Linked DNA regions of Mus musculus: region 1 is linked to region 2. Evidence: chromatin loops called from intact Hi-C (ENCODE). Cell type or tissue: heart. All regions are shown on one strand. Each heading gives the region's core, and the rest is flanking DNA. Links, peaks and the distances in the headings are about the cores only.

Evidence for each region. A loop is a pair of places that touch in the nucleus more often than their neighbours do. Peaks named below come from ENCODE experiments on the same cell type or tissue, not always from the same donor. Only the 100,000 strongest peaks of a DNase experiment are listed, where the experiment ranks them.
Region 1: a loop joins it to region 2, with 4 times the contacts of the local background. A loop is called at or near these places in 1 of 42 quality-filtered maps.

What each region holds. Positions count from the first base shown.
Region 1 is chr2:28,510,636-28,518,329 of GRCm38, forward strand. It overlaps a transcript of Ralgds not described here. Among named protein-coding and RNA genes, the nearest start is that of Gbgt1, 18 kb to the left of the region's middle. In heart, for the core only: a CTCF peak has its summit at 4,037 (motif pointing right); DNase peaks (open chromatin) are centred at 3,026, 3,256 and 4,126; H3K4me3 peaks cover 1,788 bases; H3K27ac peaks cover 985 bases.
Region 2 is chr2:28,636,506-28,644,199 of GRCm38, forward strand. Tsc1 (TSC complex subunit 1) reads left to right here and starts at 4,728. Exons shown (of 23, transcript NM_022887.4): 1 at 4,728-4,785. In heart, for the core only: a CTCF peak has its summit at 3,494 (motif pointing right); a DNase peak (open chromatin) is centred at 4,466; H3K4me3 peaks cover 2,594 bases; H3K27ac peaks cover 2,492 bases.

The DNA.
Region 1 (7,694 bases), core at 2,528-6,527, 120 kb before region 2:
GAACAGAAGGGGTTAGTGGGACAACTGGTGCTCGTTAGCTGGAGTTAAGACCAGTATCTCTGAAGAAAAATCTTCTGAGAAATAGTTTATGAGACCACAAAGAAGCTGTGTTTCAGAGATAGACATCATGCTGAGAGCCAGACTTGGTAATATGTAAGAGTCACCCAGGTAGACTGGTCTTGAAGACATGCAGTGGTCATGGAGAACAGTGAAGGCTTGGCACTCTGAAATGCTAGGAGAGGCCACTGATGAAGGTGCAAGCCTCAGTGGCAGTTAAAGGCCAATGACTGAAGGGGTCATGCAAAGAAGCCGAGGCTTGGCACCATGAAGAGAGCCTATGAGAGGCTACTGGAGAAGCCTAGTCTCAGAGGAAGACCCAGTGTATTGGAGATGCCAGTACCATGGGATGCCACCAAGAGCTCTGATTCCCCCTTCCAAGCAGTGTCCTTGTGGGCAGTGAGCTCCAGGATAGCAGCTGAGCTTCTCCTGGAACCTAACACTCAGGGAGCACTCCACAGTCTGAGAGGGAGGCAGAAGAATGAACATCAGTTTAGGAGTTTGTTTTAGGACCTGTGCAAGGTTGGGCAGGTCACCCCCTTCAAATGGGATAATGGCTGTACCTTTTGGAAAGTGCGCTTCCTGGACAGCTATTTTGATTGCTCCAGCCCGGGCAGCAGACTGCACTTCTGAGGAAGCTCAACTGCTTATAGCTCCACAGGCCCAGAAAGGTAATGAAGCAGGGCTTGGGATCCATGCCAGGGTACCAACACCCACCCAGCACCTCCAGCCATCCTCTCTAAGATAAGATGCCTTGGCTCTGAGGAGGCTTCTTAGACAGCATTCAGGACCCCTCGCCTGCAGTAGCCCTCCACTTGCCTGGTATCACTCGGCACTCCAAGCTCCAGCTCCTCAGAGTCCCCATCATGCCTCCTGGGTTCCTAGACAGTACAGCTTTGGGGTCTGTTGACCTTGTTTCAAAGCCATAGTTGGACCTCATCATGACCCGTGACAGGTAGGGTCTCTGTGACTTCTGAAAGCCTGTTTCTTACATTGAAAATGGGTTAGTGGGGGCTGGAGAGATGGCTCAGTGGTTAAGAACACCGACTGTTCTTCCGAAGGTCCTGAGTTCAATGGTGGCTCACAACCATCCGTAATGAGATCTGTCGCCCTCTTCTGGTGCATCTGAAGATAGCTACAGTGTACTTAGATATAATAATAAGTAAATCTTTAAAAAAGAAAAGAAAGAAAATGGGTTAGTGGCTGGAGAGATGGCTCAGTGGTTGAGAGCACTGGCTGTTCTTCCAGAGGACCTAGGTTCAATTCCCAGCATCCACAAGGCAGCTCCAAGTGACCAGATATCCTCTTCTAGATTTCTTGAACACTGCACATAAGTGCTACAGAAGTGAATTATACACATAAGAAGTAAAATAAATTGAAAAAAAAGAAAAGAAAATTAAATGGGTTAGTGACCGCCCCTGTAAGTGTGCTTCCAAATAAAACAGGAAGATGGAGGCCTCCATAGGCTGAGACAGGAGATCAACCGGCTGGGGAAGGCCCCGCCCAACACTGGACAGAGAATGAGCACTGCTTTTAAGTCTCTCAGGCACAGTTTAGGTGGTCACAAAAGCTGGTTAGCTGTGAACGTTGGTGCCACTGCCCATTATAAATGAGGCTTTTTGTTTAAGGATTTTGAGACAGGGTCTCACTCTGGACCCCTGGTTGGCATGAAACTTATACTGTAGACCAGGATGGCCTCATAGTCAAGCTCTGCCAGCCTCTGCCTCCTCAGAGCTGGAATTTAAGGTGTGCACTTCCACACCCAGCAAGATTTATTTTTATTTATGTGTATGTGTGTAGCCAGAAGACAGCGTTGGAGCTCCAGAATGAGTGCTGGGAACTGAACTTGGCTCCTCTGGAAAAGCAGCAATCGTTCTTACCAGCTGAACCATCTCTCCAACTCCCCAAATGAGGCTTAATCCCGAGTGATTAAGGACTCCTTGGTAGAAGTAACTTTCCAGACCCCAACACTTGCTCATCCCCAGGTACAAGAACCTCCTTTTAGGTTCTCTCCTAACCGGCATACCAGCCAGAGGCAACCTGATTCTCTGTGGTGACAGGGAAGAGAAGGAATAGGAGAGATGAAGGTCCAGGGAGGGACTGGAGGAGCAACTTGACCTTCCTGCCAGTCTCAGAGTCTCCTGCCACCAAGCTGAGTCCTGCAGGTGGCGTCGGGGTACCTAAAAAACTGAATGTCCAGGATCTCCATCCTGGAGCTGCCCCATGTCCACCTATACTCAGGCACTCATGATGGTGATTCTAAACTCTGCCGGGGCGGGAGTACAGCGCAGGCGGCTGGGCAGAGGACTTGTGGGGTGGGGGCGGTGGGGGTAGGGGGCGTCCGGAGACAAACCCAGAGAGGCGTTCGGTGCGCGGCGCGTGCGCGCGGCTAGGCGGGGTCACGTGCGCGCGCCGGGCGGTGGACACCAGGCCGACGTCCCAGGTCTAATCGCCTGCGACCGGCGGGGAAAGAGGCCGAGCGTGTCCTCGAGCTCGCGCACCGGGGCCCGCCCCTCGCACCTGCGGGCGAGCTGGGCGGGGCCGGGGCGGGGCCGCGCTGTCTCCGCCCACCCGTCCCGAGCTCCCGGAGCTCCGGCGGAACCGAGCAGCGAGGCCCCAACGGCCAGGAGAGCGACGAGGCGAGGCGAGGCGAGGCGCGGCGCGGCGCGGCGCAGACAATGGAAGCGGCATTGGCGAAGGCCGCGGAGCTCCGGGCCTGGCGAGGACCGGAGGCCGCGCCATGAGCCCCGCAGCCGGACGCCCCGCTGCGCCGCGCGCGGGCCGAGGCGAGCGGCCTCTGCGAGCCCTGGGCCGCGCCCTGGGGCTGGCGATGAGCTGCCGAGGCTGAGGATGATGGTAGATTGCCAGGTGAGTCGACATGGGGCCCTGTACCAGTGGGTGTGAATGAAGCCCGCACCCACCCGGAGAGCGAGCGTCCACGCAGAGCGTGCACTTAACGCTGTTCCGCGTCCAACCTGTCCAACCGGGTACAATCGAGCAACTGAGGTCTGGAAAGAGGCATGCCAGGTGGGCGGGGACCAGCGGAGAAGGGAAGGCTTCCGGCCCGTGGGGTCAGGGCTCAACCTTCGCGTAGGGTTTGCTTGGGGAATGAATCTCCTGAGGTCCTGGGGAACACTGGCTAACCCCCTCCTTGTGGAACCTACCCAAACACGAGCGCACACCCCCTACTCACTCTCGATAGATCTACAGACTTCCTAGGTTTCCGAGGAAGGGTGGGACAGTGGAGGTGGTGTGGTGAGGTGGAAGAAGGAAGAGGCAGAAGGCAGCCCTGTCTTGGGGCTGAGGCGTCCAGTCTCCTAGCAACATTTGGGGGTGCCCATAGTACGAGAGGCGCTGATGGACCGAGAGATGTTAAGATTCCTGGGGTTTGCTTGTCTGGGGCCATCCTCAGACTGGCCTGGAGGGCAGGGCGGAGGTCCTTAGTGTGGAGGAGGCTGCTGAGGAGACATTAGTTTCCTCCTTTGCACTTTAGGATGCTTGGCCCTTGTGACTCGTCCCCGCCCCCGGGGGTTTCAGGGGCTTGTGGAATGTCTTTTGGCTTTGGTTCTCCTACAATGACCCATAAAAATTCTAGGAAAATGCCTTCCCCCTGGTGGACTTGCTAAGCAGCCTTAGGGTTTGAGTGACTTAAAGGCCAGAGTAACTAGAGGGAGGCAAACTCTAGACCATTCCTCCAGGATCCAAGGACAAGACCACCCTAGTTAGAATGTGTGATTCTTATTTGAAATGGGGTCAGGGTCATTGCCTAGACTGAAAGAGGAGGCCCCCTGAGTGAGCCAGAGTCCCAGAGCCATCAGAAGGAAAGAGGGGTGAAATGAGGCTCCTGAGGTCTTTGTGGTAACCCCTGAAACATACAGGTCTTGTTCCTTTGCCCAGCTGGGGCCTGGGAGACCTGCTACCTTGACAACCCGCAAACAAAAGGTAGTGTTTTGTTTTCAGGGTTTCTTGCCTGGGGGCTGTAGTGCTGGTACTGACCACTGGGGGGCAGCAGTATCCTTTTAGTCAATGGAGCAACTGCGGGGGAGGGGGACAGAGTTCCAAGAGTCATTCTTTCGGTGTTGTGTGTTCCACTCTTTCAGGCCTCCCCCAACTAGCATCCCTGTCCTCAGAGTGAGTTGGGTGTAAGGGCCCTGGCTTCCTCTTGTCTTTTCCCGTAGTGCCTTGCGTGCCTGAACTCTAACCAGTGGCTACCTTGCTCCTGGGTGTGGCTCTTAAAATGACGGCTGTAGGTAGGTCCTGCCCTTAGGAAACACCTAAGAGCCGGGCGTGGTGGCGAGCGCCTTTAATCCCAGCACTCGGAAGCTGAGGCAGGCGGATTTCTGAGTTCGAGGCCAGCCTGGTCTACAGAGTGAGTTCCAGGATAGCCAGGGCTACACAGAGAAACCCTGTCTCGAACCCCCTGCTCCCCCCCAAAAAAAGGAAACACCTAAGAATACAAGAGGAGAAGCAGATGTTCTGTTTATCCTCCGAGGTGTGAGAATCTGCCCCTGACTCACAGCCAACGGCCCCCAGACCTTGATAATAATCCATTTCATGTTACAAGACCCACGCTGGCTCAGCTGGGAAGAACCACTTTGGAGCTCATCCTGCTGTGGTTGGCAGGATCCACGGTGACCATGAGACCTCTCTGGCTTCTTGGCCATGTGGACCTGCCTTTCTGTAAAACGGCTCATAACATCAGAACCTGCCGCCTCCTCAGAGTCGGACAGGGAAGACGGAGGGCCAGGAGGAAACAAGAAATCCAGTAAGACACAAGATGCTTTCTAAACAGAACATTGGCCGTGACCTTGTGGTCATGGTATTTGTTAGTTGGAAGCTAGTCAGTTCCAGCCCACTTCAGGGGATGGGGTTAGGGCTGGTGGGGATCGGCCGGCGGCTTAGGGTTGATGTATGGGCTGAGCAGAAGAGTTAGCATGCAGGCCAATGGGAGGTGTGTGCCAGAGGGGCACATCTGACTTTGCTTACCTGTCGACCCTCCAGTGTGTAGGCTGGGAGAGGAGACCAAGAGAGGACATGACTGTCCCTGTACCACTGCCCAGAGCCAGGCTTGCTGTAGTTTATATCCCTGCCACTCTCCATCCCCACCCACAATTCTTCCAACTCTTAAGGTTGTGTTTTAGTCACAGCTGACAGCAGTCCCCAAGTGTTACGGTGTCATCTTACACACACATACACACACACACACACACACACACACACACACGGTCAAGTAGGTGCTGGAATGAGTCTCCACTGTGCTTATGGGAGACCAGGTAGGCCTTGAGAGGAAAACAAAGGACAGAGATGGGTGACTCACATGGCCTTTAGCCTCCTGAGATCGAAGGGCCAGGGATATGGAAACACAGAGGTTGGTTGTCCTGGCACCAGGGTGGCCATGAGCAGCAGGAAGCATCTTCTTCCTCACCTGCTATTGCCTTCATTGCTGTCACCCCACCCCACCCCACCCCCCATCTGCACACCTGCTGCTGTCTCTTGACTTTTTCCTCTTCCATTTTCAGGTATGTGTGTTATACATATATGTGTATATATGTTGTGCATGAGTTTTGGTTCATTTGTTTTGAGACTGGGTCTCTACATAGCACTAGCTATCCTGGAACTCACTGTGTAGACCCCAGAACTCACAGACATCCTCTTCCGAGTGCTGGGAACTCCAACACACTGGGCGTAGATGCATGTGTTGGCACATGCATATGGTAGGTGCTGTGATCATTGAGGGAGGCAGGGTCTCAACTAATAGGGCTGGGCTTGCTGGCCAGCTTGCTCTGGAGATTCCGTCTCTATCCTTTGAGGCTAGATTTATATCTGTCTGGATAGCCACAGCCATCAGGCATTTGCCTGAGTCGTGGAGGTCCTGGCCCTGTAACCTCTGAGCCATTTCCCCAGCTTCTGACTTTTACGGTTGTCTGAACTTGGTGAAGTAGCAGAGCTGGAGAGCCATTCATCCATGTGCTTGTGCATCTCATAGGTCAGCCACACGAGAGAAAGCAGGAAGAGCAGTGCAGAAAGCTGACAGGGAGCGAGACAAGAGTCAGCGAGGTAGGCATGACGGTGACAAAAAGGTGACAGGCCTGGTACGTTGTGTTAGTGTCCTGTGGCTGCTCTAGCAGAATGCCATATACTGGATGACCCTGTGCAACAGAAATCTCTCGTGGTTCTAGAGGACAGAAGCCTAAAAGCAAGGCATCAACACCACTGAACCACAGCTTCTGGCATGGCTGTAGTCCTTAGCTTTAAATCCCCCTAAACGTGTCTGTAGTCCTCTGCCTCCACACAGCTGCCTCTGTGTGTCTGTGTCTCTGTGTGTCTGTGTCTGGTTGTCTCCATTACTGTAAGGACATCGTGTGTGTGTGTGTGTGTGTGTGTGTGTGTGTGTGTGTGTGTGTGTGTGTGAGAGAGAGAGAGAGAGAGAGAGAGAGAGAGAGTGTGTGAGAGTGAGAGAGTGAGCCCTGACCTGACCCCATCCCAGTCTAGCCTTGTGTTGCCTGGATCTGCAGGACCCAAGGGCTTTTGGAAGGACACAGCTGAGCCTGTGAGGAGGGTTATAGGGAAGGCCAGGTTCCTTAGGATCTGGCAGAATTTCACCTGTGTAGGAAGGCTTGAAGGCCACCAATGGTAGCACCAGCAGGTGGCGCTGTAACCTCTGGTGTGGAAGTTCAGTACTGCACTGCCCTGTCCCGAGTTTCCACAAAAGCTCATCTGGTTGCCAGGAGACAAAGCAAACTGTAAACAGGTCAGGAGTCATCCTTGGTGACACACACTGAAGGAAATCAGAATGAGAGCAGGCGAGCAGCAGGGTGTTGCTGGTAACCACTGAGGAGACCTCAGCTTCTCCCCCACCCCCTCTCCCCAACACACACACCTTGGGGCCTGGACTTTGCCTCCCTCTGGCTCGTCACCAGTAAGTTGCCTTGGCCTACTGCAGTTTCCAGACAGCTCCCCTACCTATTACCACAGGCCACAAGAAGTAGTTTTAGGGAAAGGTGAGCTGCTTATACAACACATGGCTGGCAGGGACCTTAGCCTTAGCCTGTCCCAGAGGAGGCATGTCTACCCAGCATGGCCTGCTGCCAACACTGGTTGGCTGGGCATGGGGACAACCCCTGGTTGGGTAATGGCAAGCCCCAGGTGACACTCCTTTACAGACAAGCCAGGGAGGGGCCAGGCACCAGGGCTAGGGCGGAGAATGCCTTCCAGTTATACTGGGCTTCTAGTGGTCAGAGCCCTGTCAAGGCAGGAAGAGCCTGAGTTGGTGGTTAGCAGGAATGGAGATGCAAACCAAGCTAGACAGATTTTTTTCATCCCCCTGACTCTAATGAGGGCCTCAACTCTGCTTTCTGTGTTGGGTCTTGAACCTCAAGAGAATCCTCTCTTAGAGGGTCACGGGGTGGTGCACGACTGCAATCCCAGCTGAGGCAGGAGAATTATGAGTTCAAGGTCATCCTGAGGTACACTGTGAGACCTGAATCCCCTACACACACACCCCCAAACTGAGTCTTAGAGGCATAGTACTTTCTTGGATAGGTGGCTTCCTTGTAGGCAAAGGTAGGTTTGGGGAGCCTCCAGGGCCCCTTACAGGTAGCTGAGACAGCCTGAGGAGGTAGAGATGGGAAGGAATG
Region 2 (7,694 bases), core at 1,633-5,632:
TTTGTTTTTTTGTTTTTGCCAGAATTCTTGTATAGCCTCCCTATTCTGATTTAGTAAACCTAGAAAGAGGGGGAAAATATCTTTTTACATGCTTGTATTTAAACACCCAGGAAAGCACTTTTGTTGGTTAAATGACTTTACAAGAATTTTCTCCTTGGGGTGGGAGTGGGAGACAAAGCAATGCCTCCTAGAGACCCCTTCTAGAGTCTCAATAACCAAGGTTAGGCTCCACCAAATTTCACTGTAGTGAACCAATGAGTTTATAAGGCTTATGAGTCCATGGCTTAGGGATTATGGAAGAAGCGTGTGTAACCCTAGAATAGTCATAATAGAAAGTCTGTACCCAGTGTGAAAGACGGCTCCTCTGTGCCTCTAGATAAAGCCCTCTTCTCATTCTCTTCCAAGGTTATATTTTCTAGCCCATCTCGTCTCTGAGACCCCAAGCCAGGTGCACTTAGAGTAAGTTGCATATAACTGGCTGGAAGGAGTGACTAGATGTTCAGGTGAGGACCCAGGGACCCTCTCTGCCCACTCCTTCTATGAAGGAATGGAAAGTCCACAAGCCCATATGGGATGGTCTTTTACATGTTGAAGAAGGCAGTTGTGCTGGTAGGAAAGTTCCAAACAAAAGCTCCAGTCACATGTTCAAACAGGGGCCTGTCAGCTTAGCTAGAAGATGGGAATCTTGCCTTGGTGAGGCCTGAGCCATGCTTGATGGCCTGCGCTATGATGGCCCGGGCCACTACCACAAGTAGAAAGGGGGAGGGCAATTCACAGCCTCAGAAGAGAGAAGATGCTACGTGGACTAAAGTGACAGATGCCCACAGTCTGCATCAGATCAACACCATCTGCCCTCGCTGGCCACGGTTAGGGAGCCCCTGCCACAGGGAGGCTCTAGGGTGCTGTGTGCAATCAATTTTGAAGAGCCTGGATTGGTAAAACAGCTACTGGCCAGGCTGTCAATCTGTCTGTATTCTTGCCTCCCCTCTGGGGTCCCTGGAATCCATATCCTGGCAGCAATTACCACTCTTCTTCCAGGTACTATATAAACAGTAACCACTTAGCTATGACCCCTCTCCAACATCCCTGAGTTCAGCACCTCACAGTTCCCATCTGCCTGTGAGAACATTCCATCCCCATGAGGTCAGCAAGCTGAGGGAAGCAGGGCCAGGAGGGGAACCCCCATTCCTTAAACCCTGTAAGTCTCCCAGCCACTGGTGGTCTCAGAAATCTCTGAGCGCACTCGACTCCTCACACTGTCGCAAATATAAAGGCAAGAATCTGCTCTTGTGAAATGGCTTATACACCAGCGAAGCTGAGAGAACCCCAAGCCCTCCTCTTCCCTTTCCTCCGGGGCTTATGCTTGGGCAGCTGAAATGTGCAAAATGGATGTTCTGTCCACAGTGGGCACAGGTTGAATAAACTTGACAATAGCCGAGTGAGGCTGTGCACTGCCTATATTTTAAGGGCATCCTGGGTTTGTCCCCGCTCCTTTAGGCACCACTCCTTGTGCATGTGAGGAGACTAAGGCTTGCCCAGTTACTATGATGGGAAACCTGCATCCAAACTCTGTCTGGAATCTACAATGTCTCTCACCTGCCTCTATGACAATAGCAGAACGGGGGCATCCCGGCATCATTGCTACCTTTCTAGGAAGCCCGCGTGGCTCAAGGCCTCATGTTAAAAAGGTCATTTACTGCTCCAAGGACACCCACGAGAGATGGAAATAAGGGAGAAAGCTAGTGAGCCTAGAAAGAATGCATTTTTCTATTTCTCCCGGAGCACCCCTACCAGGAGTCTAACAGTAGTCTTAGCAAAACCCATTTAGGGCTTCAACATGCAGTCAGCCCCACTCACTATGTGGTTCTTCAGCACCTGTTTTCTTCTTCCAGGCCGTATTGAATTGGGACCCAATAAGTCTCCAAACTTATTTCCATAACTCACCGAGAATTTTCTTGCTGAAAAGGCCTTGTTCTTGTTTCATGTATTAGCAATTCCGCTAGGCTCCGCCCAACAGTTACCTAGCAACAGTTTGTGTCTCCACCCGCCAGGTACGAGCCAGGAGCCAGACATAAAAGAAGACCTCTCCTTACCTTTCCCTCCTCCCTTTTCTCTCTCCATTCTCCCCTCTCCATTTCCCCTCCTCCTCACGTGTCCCCGGCTGGTCCATCCCATCAATAAACCTTTTTAATATTAGGCCTGTCTTCTGGCTGATTCTTCAGGGGAAACATCTTGGCAGGGCCCGTTGAGGTGCTCGCTCTCGCCGCACTTTACTACTGCGGTTTATAAACCTCAACACCCGTGTCTGGGATCTTACTCTCTTTGCAGCCTCCTCTCCTACTTCTATTTCACAAAAATCAGCCTTTATGTAAAATCCAACCCGAGAGAAGGCAACTGTTCTGGCTAGGTTGTTTATTTGGTCAACTCAGCTTAAATTGGGATCATCTGGGAAGAGGTCATCTCAGCTGAGAAAATGCCTCCATCAGATCGGCCTGTAACAGAGGTTGAGGGCTCCGCCCACTGTGGGTGGGGTCTTGTATGGGAAGGTGGTCCTGCTTTGTATGAAGGAGCAAGCCAGGAAGCGTTGTTTCTCCACGGCCCTGTCTGGAGTTCCTGCCAGGACTTCTCTTCATGATGGACTACAAGCCGTGAGAAGAAATAAACGTTTCCCTCCCTACGTTGTTTTTGGTCATGGTCTTCATCACAGTAACAGAAAGCAAACTAGGACAGTAGCGCACTTCTGTAATCCAAGCAGTGGGAAGGGCTGAGCCAAGAGATTCTCTAGTTCAAAACTAGCCTGGGCTGCAGAGACTCAGACCCTGTCGCAGAAGTAAATAGAATTTCCACAGTGCTACTGAGTCTTGTGGTACTTTAAAGTACTTTGAGTTTTATTTATATTAAGGTGCCTGCCCCGCCTCTGCCTCCTCTCAATTATTATTATTATTATTATTTTTTTTAATGAGTTTAACTTTCTCTTTAAATAAGACAATTGGGGAAGGGGGCCAAGCTTGAAAAACAGTAACACTTATTTTGGCAAGATAGCAACCAAAATCTAAAGTACAAGCTATTATATCCAAATTAAAAGGCATTAAAGAATAAACCATAATATTGGGGAGAGGGTACACAAACACAAGATACAGTATGTCTAAACATCTTGAAATTATAATTTTAGGGTAAAAGTTGAAAAATTACGCTGTTTTAGCTAGAGATTAAGTGCACCTTTTTTCCTGTTTTTCCCAAATAGAATCAGAGTTTACGATTTAATCACACCTCAAAGCTTTTCTCTCAATACAAAGCAACCACTAAATACACACAAAATACTTATTTGTTAATAATTTCCCTGGCTTATCCAACGTGCAATGCACACGACTTGAAAGACTACAATTTGGGGGTGAGTGTACACAAACTCAATTATCTTAAGGACAAGGAGAGCCTCCTGGATGTATGCTTAGGAGAGAAGTCCTAGTTCCCAAGAAGGCCAGGCGAGGGCGCCATCTCCTCGAACTGGAGTTATAGGTAGTTGGGAGCTGCTGCCATTTGGGTTCTGGGAACCTAACCCTGGTCCTCTGTAAGAGCAACAAATGCTCTTAACGGCAAGGCCATTTCTCTAGCTTCCGCTTATCATCTTTCACTGGGTCTTATTATATAAGTTTAAGTATAATAAAACCCCAAACTCCAACCCAAACCAAAAAACAACAAAATACAGCAACAACAAACCAAAACAAAAAATACACAATGCCAGGTGGTGGTGGTGGTTGTGGCGGCGGCTGCTGGGGCAGCTGCGGCGGTGAACACCTTTAAAGCTAGCACCTTTAAAGCTAGGCAGAGGCAGAAGACTCTCTTGACTTCCAGGCCAGCCTGGGCTACAGAGCAAGTTCCAGGATGGGCAAAGCATAAAGAGAAACTTTGTCTTGGAAAACCTTAATAAATACATAATTAATTAAAAAAATAATACAAATAAGGAAAATAACAGCAAATGAAAACTATATACATTCTGATATCCCTCTAAAAAGCTTTGCACCACAGCCGGCAAGGTTTGAAAAGACTTGACACCTTGTCATGGCATGCAAGTAAATCAAGGTATTCTGACTTTACAACATAAACTGCATCCTCTGACTAAGGCTGGCCTCTACATGTCACTCCACAGACTCTTCTGCAAAGGAAAAAGTGGTGGTGGGGGAAAGCCCCATCCTTTTTGCTGCAATTGACAGGCTGTCCATCCAAGGGGATCCCAGAGGCTCATTTGGAAATAGGAACGCCTACAGGGAGACCCCAAAGGTGGCAGGTGTGCCAAAGACAGAGGGACCTGGCTCGAAAGGGCCAGCGCTCTCCACTGAGCCTAGCCCTGCCAGCTTGTTTTTGACTGTGCTTGTTCCGAGCGCGCGCCTCCTGTCACCATCACGTGGCCGCCCCTCCCCACCCCACCCCTCGGCCGGTCTCGTGGCTCCGCCCTCTGCGCCGGGACTTCTTTCGGCCTCCTTCAGAGTCACAAGATCTCTCAGTGGGCTCCCACCTTCACGATCCTTCCGCCGTCCCCGCCTCCACATTAAAATCTCTTTCGGTTTTATTTATCTCGGCCAGCTTGTATCGTCATAAGTGGTATATCCTGTCCTGTCTGGAGAGGCTGAGACTCTGGCCATCTGGCATTAGGCTCGGAGCGTAGTAGAGACCCGAATAGGGACTCTTTTTCATAGCGGAGGCCCCCGCCGCTCGAGACGCTTCACGCCAGGGGGAGGTGCTGCGCGTCCAAGATGGCGGCGCCCTGTAGGCTGGAGGGACTGTGAGGTAAACAGCTGAGGGGGAGGAGACGGTGGGTGAGTACGGGGGGTGTTTCCCCTTCTTTTCCTTGTGGGCTTTTCGGGGCAGCTCTGGCAGCGTGACCTCACGCTGTGGGGCGCTGCGGAGCGCGTTAGCCGAGTCGGGGGTCCGGGGAAGGGGGTTCGGGGAGCTTCTTCCTCGCCCTCATCGCGCGCTGGCTCCGGCAGGGCTCGGCTTGGGCTGCTGGGGCCCCGGGGAGCTGAGGCGGGCCTGCTCCGTCCGATGGCATGGCTGGCTGCAGCTCCGGGCCCGAGGTGGCCCCGCTAACCCGCCCCCCTCGCTTGCTGCGGTGACAGGCTCCCGCGGGGGTGCGCCGCGCAGGTCAGAGACCCCGGGCCCGGCACGGGGACCCGGGGGTGGGGTCGCGGCTCGAGCCTCTACTGCAGCCGCCGGGGCTGGGGGTGGAGAATGAATGAAGGCCGCCTGTGGGCACTGGAGGCTGCCCGGCGCCCGCCGTCTCGGGGAGAGTGTGCACGGCCGAGTGCTTGGCTCTGGGTGTACTTGTGGGTGTTTAATTGATGCTGGAAGACAGTTACCTCCAAGTCGGCAGAGGTGCTCGTTAGCGACAGCTACCTGCCCAGCCACTGCTGAACGCTCATTCATTCATTTGAGGACCTGGAGGACCCACTGCCTGCGGTCCCAGACACCTTTTTTAGAACCCAAGCACTTTCTTTGTGTTGTGGGTTAGAAGAGTTTGGCTTCTCGCGTGTTGGATTTGGAATGAGAGAGACGTGGGGATGGCGTGGAGTGTGGTCGGCCAGTAATCGCAACTATCGTTTTTTTTTGTTTTTTTTTTTGTTTTTTTTTTGTTTTTTGTTTTTTGGAGAGGGGGAATAGGGGGTGCCTGTGTGACCGAGCACTATTGAAAGTGCTTGGTAGCCATCCTGTCTTTGGTTCTGGACAAAGGAGAAGCAGTCTGCAGCCTTTCTAAATGAAGAAACTGAGGCCTGGAGAGAGTGGAATAATTTGCCCAAGGTCACACCCCCCTATTCTGAGACAGCACTGGAATTGAAGTCCGACTGGTTCCATTTGTCTGTTATTTGATTAAAGGTGGCCTATTATTAAGTGAGTGTAGTTAATCATTTGGCCAAGGTAGGGATATGTGTGTGTGTGTGTGTGTGTGTGTGTGTGTGTGTGGTGAGAGATTTTGAACAGGGTGCATTTGGTTTGTATGTCTTAAGCTTTTGTTTCTTACAGCACGGTGTATTTGGTAATCCAAATTTGGTTACAAAGTATTTTGTATTTTTCCATAAAACCGGTGGTATTCACTGAAAAAAAAAAGGCTGAAATCCTTACTTAAGAAAACGAATATGGAATTAGCACTTCACTTTACGTATTGTAAGCTGTAAAAGTACTAAAATAGACTAATGCTCTTCTGAGATATTTTGATTTATAACTTTAGGATCAAGTTGGAGTCATCTGCATTCAAACAGGCTGGGGAAGCGCAGTGGTAAATTCTAGGAAGCTTCACAGAGCCTAATCTTCTGGGAGCCTTTGATTTACTGAGCAACCCACCTGTGATTTTTAACTTGAGCGTCGCTGAATAAACCTGGGATATGCAAATAGGAAAACTGATTTAGAGTTTTGTAAGGAAATGCCCCTTTAACAGTCATACATCAGGCAAACGAGGCTGTTCAGACTTTTGTAACCACCTGGTGTAAATGTAAGGGGTATTTATAGAGGATGTGAACAGAAAATACCTTCTTACTAAAGTTAATATCTTCTCTAAAAACACCCTTACATCATGGGGCTAGAAGGGCAGATGATGTAAGCTTTCTTAGCTTCATGCATCTCTTGGTGTCATGAACACTTGGTATGCCCCTAAATTCCTAGGTAGAAGGAAGCAGGCTGGCAGTTTCTTGCATGTTTTCAATAAGCTGGTGTCTGCAGGCTTGTGTCTCAGCGCCACGCTTCCTCATTGGCTTACGAGCAGAGCTACCTGGTCCTGTGGATGCTGTGGTATGGTGCTTTCTGTGCAGACTTGTGAGAGAAAACTGAGCAGTTTGACCAGGGCAGAGCTAGCACAAACCTGAATATGTAATGGTTACAGGAGAACAGAATTGCCAGAAGCAAAGAATTCCAAATGAATTTACCTGACCCTCTGTGTGCCTAATATCTGTCCCCACAGTAGGCACACCTGTGTACTCTGTCCTTGAGGTTTTCGTGCATGGGGTTTTTTTGTTTTTGTTTTTTGTTTTGGAAGAAGTCTTCTTATGTGTTCCAAAAAGATACTTGATCATGGACTTAAAGTAACATTTTGGGTTATTTGCTTCTTTCAATTTTTTTTTAAAGATTTATTTATTATTATACATAGGTACACTGTAACTGACTTCAGACAGACCAGAAGAGGGAATCTGATCTCATTATGGGTGGTTATGAGCTACCATGTGGTTGCTGGGCTTTGAACTCAGGACCTGTGGAAGAGCAGTCAGTGAGTGCTCTCACCCGCTGAGCCATCTCACCAGCACGCTTCTTTGAATTTATAATTTATTGCAGAGGCCTTTCTTAAGCTATCTTCTAGCCTATTTGTGAAGTTGTGGTGACTTTGAACTTTGCACACAGCTGGGTTGATCTATTCTGTCTTCTTCAAAATTTTTGAGGCTGCAGGTATTATTATTATATTAGTTCCAGTGCTGTACTGAGTGATATTCACTTCTGGAACTGCCTGGGTTCTTTAATGCCAGGTTTCTGTGATTCCAGCTCGTCCTGAGCTTTAGTAAATACTCCCGAGTAATGAGAACTGGTGTTGACTCTATGTTAATAGTTCTATAATGACAAAGAAAATGAGTGACTCCAGGGCTGGATGGGACATTGAGGTTAGTTACCTTTAAACAATGCTTCCCTGTATGCTGTCTTATAAATCCCCCTTTTAAAGA